Linked DNA regions of Mus musculus: region 2 is linked to region 1. The links are chromatin loops, found by intact Hi-C in ENCODE. Cell type or tissue: gastrocnemius. All regions are shown on one strand.

The links. Peaks named below come from ENCODE experiments on the same cell type or tissue, not always from the same donor. Only the 100,000 strongest peaks of a DNase experiment are listed, where the experiment ranks them.
Region 2: a loop joins it to region 1, with 2.2 times the contacts of the local background. A loop is called at or near these places in 8 of 42 quality-filtered maps.

What each region holds. Positions count from the first base shown.
Region 1 is chr9:75,000,118-75,002,617 of GRCm38, reverse strand. The region is part of intron 2 of Fam214a (family with sequence similarity 214, member A); the gene reads right to left. Among named protein-coding and RNA genes, the nearest start is that of Gm51280, 35 kb to the right of the region's middle. In gastrocnemius, no CTCF peak of the experiment used is centred here; DNase peaks (open chromatin) are centred at 618, 839 and 1,440; H3K4me3 peaks cover 762 bases; H3K27ac peaks cover 1,784 bases.
Region 2 is chr9:74,952,418-74,954,917 of GRCm38, reverse strand. Fam214a (family with sequence similarity 214, member A) reads right to left here and starts at 1,865. Exons shown (of 13, transcript NM_001113283.1): 1 at 1,640-1,865; 2 at 1,088-1,204. The coding sequence starts at 1,103. In gastrocnemius, a CTCF peak has its summit at 1,394; DNase peaks (open chromatin) are centred at 1,480 and 1,998; H3K4me3 peaks cover 2,500 bases; H3K27ac peaks cover 2,500 bases.

The DNA of each region.
Region 1 (2,500 bases):
AGCAATCTCCTAGGTTTTTTCCCTGGCCTCTTTCCCACTTTACTCTGAGGTTTCAGTGCCTGGAATCTTTCTACTACCTTGGCAGGCTATAGAAATAAGTCAAACAGCATGTGCAGCAGCCCAGCCAGACTTGGGAAGGACACTCCTCCTCCATCCCTCTACACAGAGCTGTGTGCTGCCCAACTGCACTGGGTTTTTCCAGGGTGCAAAGGCAGCCACGTGTGTGCATGGCAGGTTCTGGTGCAGTCAGAGGCTCTGCTCACTCTGCGTCCTCAGGAAGCCTGTGATCTCTCCTAGGGCTTTCCCTGAGCTACTTCTAACTTAACTTTTTTCCCTTTTCCCGTTTCCCTTTTCCCTTCCCCTTCTTTCCCCTTTCCTTCCTTCCTTCCTTCCTTCCTTCCTTCCTTCCTTCCTTCCTTCCATTTGTTAGGTTTTTGTTGTTGTTTTAAGAATTTTTTTCTTTCTTTTTTTCTTTTCTCTTTAAAGACAAGTTCTCACTTAGTTTGGGCTGGCTTTAAACTCACTATATAGTCAAGGCTGTACTTAACCTTCTGGTCTTCCCGCCTCTACCTCCCAAATGCTGGGCCAGCTGGCCATGACCCAGCTCCACTGCTTCTGAAGAGCAGAGATGCATAGACTCTCAGGGCTGAAAGAATCCTGAGAAAGTCAAACTCAACCTCCAAATAAGCTCTCAGACACTACCCTGGGAACTGTCACAGCCAGTCCTTGCACATCTAGTGACGAGGTGACCTATTTCATCTGTGGCTCTTTCCAAGTGTCTAGAGCTTTCACTATGCCTAAGCTGCTTGCTTTTCTAGATGAAGTGGGCACCAGTCCAGAGCCTCGAGAGCTCGGCTCTCCAAAGCCCCAGCCCAGCCCCAGCTCCCAGCCAGACTGTAAACAGTACACAGAGGCTGAGGGACGCTGCTCCATCTCCCAACCTAGTGGAGATCTGTTTTACTGAAGACCCACTCCACTATAATCCTCAGGGTACAAAGGTTTGGTTATATCTCTCCTTCGGTGGTTGGCTTCCTAACGAATGCACTTCTAGACCCTCAAGCCCGATGCTCAGGCCAGAGCTGCCACAGAGCCATCCGCTTTAGCTGGATGGACAATGTGGCGTGAACTCTGCTTTGGATGCTGACGGAGTCCCAGGTCAACTCAGCTTCTGCAGCTCCCCAAATAGTCCCTCCATCCCAGACAAAGTCCTGTGTAGAAAGCTCGTGTCCTTCCATTCTCTCTCCAGTGCAGCAGGCAGCTTTCTCCTCTCCCTTTCCTACACCCACAGGTTTGTGAAGAATGCCCCGTCTATCTGTGGAAGGCCTCTTTCTGACCTGCTCTCGGCACTGACCTCTTCCTGACTTCCTTCTCTTCCCAGTGCTTGCATAAGCCACTGATGCAGTGAGCAGCTGTTGCCAGACACTGGCACGCAACCCAGAGTCATGCCTTCCACATCCACATGGACCCATGTCACCATTTCTTATGGACAGACAACCTTCTCCAAAATTGGGGCACTGACTAGGAGAAAGGAAAGGCTAAAGAAACCAATCAGCACTACAGATGAACTAAGTCAGCACTACCATGCTGACAGCCCTGAAGCACGCGGAACCATCTGTTTCCTCACAGTGAGTATGTATCTTAACCATGCATCCCTGGAACCCACCAAAATGTGAGCAAAGAAGAACAACCGCCCACACTTGTTCTCTAGTCTCCATCTATACAACATGCACACACACAAACATACACGTCCACTCTATCTCATGCACAATGCACATATACACATGGTATTTTTTTAAAAAATTACATAAACCTTAAAAAATTATATCAACACATGATTATGAGAAACAGCCACAATAAACGTCATGGATTGACTTCATTTTTGTTTTTGTTTTTAAGATTTGTTTGTTTTTGATTTGAGACACAGTTTCTCTGTGCAACCTAGGCTGTCCTGGAAGTCACTCTGTATACCAGGCTGTCCTTGAACTCACAGAGATCCACCTGCCTCTGCCTTCCAAGTGCTGGGATTAAAGGCATGTGCCACCAGTGGACAGCTTAAAGATTTAATTTTTAAAGTTAAGTACATATGTGTGAACTGTGTGTGTGGATGTACAGGTAAGCGCTGGTGCCTACAAAGCTGGGTGCCCTGAAGTTGGAGTTGTGACTGACCCAGCATGGGTCCTGGGAATTGAACTCTGACCCTCTGTTCTAAACTACGGAGCCACCTCCCTAGCCCCATAACACAACTCCTTTATTTCGGCTTCCCCCTTATTAATCTCTATCTCTGTATGTTTGTGAGTGCTCACATGTGTGTGAGGATGGAGGTTGGTGCTGGGCGTCTTCCCCAACTGCTCTCTACTTCTTGAGGCAGGCTCTCTGGCTGAACCTGGAACACACTGAGGGAGTGTAACTCACCTGAGAGATCTGCTGTCTCCACCTCTTGAGTTGGAGCTGCAGGTGGCTGTCAGGCCTGCCAGGCTTTCATGTGGATGTTGGTGGTCTG
Region 2 (2,500 bases), 48 kb after region 1:
TATTGGGTCTCTGTGTACACTGTGTGCAAATGTGCATGGGCTGAGGTCAGAGGTCAACTTTCAGCAGTCGATTCTCTCGGATCTTGTAGGTTCTAGGGTTCGAACTCAGATCAGGCTTGGTGGCACCTTTACCCACTGAGCCATCTCCTGGGCTTGTGACAACCTTTGTTTTTCAATCAAAACACATGCCAGGGTTGGGAGAGGAATAAGATATGTACATTCTTCTCTAAGTCTTGAAAATATGGGCTTAGAACCGGGCTTAACAGCCCGAGGCTTTGATCACTGCACTTGGGAGTCAGAGGCAGACAGATCTGTGTGTTCAAGGTCAGTCTTGACTACAAACAGAACTCCAGGACAGCCAAGGCTACAAAGAGCCTCAGGGTTTAGATCTGAAACCTGTAGAAAATACAGATTTAGAATGAAAAGTTGGGCCCTAGTTGTCTATAACAGACTCAAGCTGGGGAACTCTGAAAACAATTGGAATTCCCTTAGAGCATAAAACTAATGAGGGGCCACAGTGGTACATTGCCTGTAATGCTGCTTTTCAGGTGAAGGCAAAAGGATCCTTAGGGACTTCTGGGCCTACCTGGGTTACATGGTAAGACCTGTGCCAGCCTAGACAACTTGACAAAACCCTATCTATAAAACAAACAACAAACAAACAAAACACACCAAAAAAACCCCAAACAAACAGCGAATGAAATGCAAATGGCTACAAATATTACTTTTTATCAAGTTCAAACTCAAGTTTCAAAAGTTGACAAACTTTTCTGAAGTTGGATTGACTTCACCTAAAAAAATTGAAGAACTGCAACTAAAAAGGATACTAAGCCTGTGGCCACTAACAAACACTTCCTTTGACCCCTTCATCCTGCTAAACACTCTCTAAGAACAGGTCCTTCCCATCTGACTTTAACCACCTACTCCATAAGTCCATCTTTTTTTTCCCCTCAGCGTCTGGTATCTTCAGAGAGACAGTTCGTCACGTCTGACACAGGAATGGTTGATCCTGCGGAAAATTAGGTTAACACCGAAGGAGACAGAGAAACAAAACACAACTCAAGCTCTACTTAAATAAATCATTTACCTCGGTCTGGCTTCATTTTGGCATCCAATTTCCACCCAAAGTGCTGTAAAACACAGGTGTGGGTTCTTCCAACCGGCACACGGCTGACTCAACGGCTTCTGCTTCGTTTTCCAAACGCTAAGAGAGCAAAATAAACATAAAAAAAAAAAAATAAGAAAGAAAAAGAAAGACGGGTCTTAATTCCCCCGGATCTTGCAAGAAAACTACTAAGTTGGGCCTCTTCCTGGTGCAGACCTGCGGTGACAGAACCCTGGGCAGGTCTGAAGGAAAGGCGAAAAAAAGCAGCTCAAGTCTGCGCACCGCCTCCCCCGGCGTCCTCGGGCCTAGCACCCCTGTTCCCCGCCCCTGGGCTCTCCAGGCCAAGGTGTCCTCCTCTGACACAGCGTCTCGGAAGCACCAGCAGGATCTATTTATGCCCTGGAGGTACAGGCACAGAGGAGGAAGAGTCGGGCCACAGGAGCTAAGGCAGCCCTCGGTCCAGTAGCCTCTGGGCACCGAGGCACCCCCGCAGGGGCTCGGGCGCAGCAGCCCCCGCAGCCCCCCGGGCCTCACCTGCGGGGGATCCCCTCTGGCTAGCCCCTCCGAGGCTTCAGTAGCCGGGTTCCAGCCGGAGCCGGTCAGCAGCAGAGTCTGGGCATGTCCTCAGCCGCGCCGACCCACGCGTGGCTCAACCCACCCGGGAACGGCTCCCATGGCCCGCCCGCTCGCCGCCCTCCGGGACCCCTCGCTCCTCCTCCCGGCACTGCTCTCTGCGGCCGCCCGGCCGCTCACATCACACTCCGTGCTCCGAGCCACGCCTCCCCGAGCGCAGCGCGCATCTACCCCGCGGCCGCCGAGACGCCGAGACGCCGAGACGCTGCGCCCGCGCATCCACCGTCCCCGCTGCCTGCCCGCCTCGCTCGCTCGCTCTTTACTCTTTCTCTCACTGTTTGCCCTGTCAAAACACTACCCTGGTCACGTGTCCCAACAACAGCCAACCCACTCTCGTCACTTCCTCCGCTGAGGCTGCGCGCGCCGGTTGTTATGGCAACGCCGCCGCGCGTCCTGGAGTTGGAGATTGGGGACCGGTCTTCCCGGATAAGGGTCTCAGAGGACCCAGGGACCCGCAGGGACTGCCTGCACCGCGCGCCTAAGCAGCCAAGGAACTGCGCTCCGGGTGCATTGGGGTCACCTGGGAGATGTCAACCTAGGGCTTACCCCAGACGGGAAGATAATTATAGTTTCTACTCCTCCACAGGGATGCTGGCCTGGCGCAAAAGAACTGGGAATCCAGCCTTAAATGCATGCAATTTCCCAATGGAATCCGTGTTTGATGTGGCCAGGACAGGAAGGTGGGGAGCCATACCTTCCAGAGAAGGGTACTTGGAAACCAAGGAAGGCCTGTTCCCACTGCACCCCTAGATTTTCTGCATC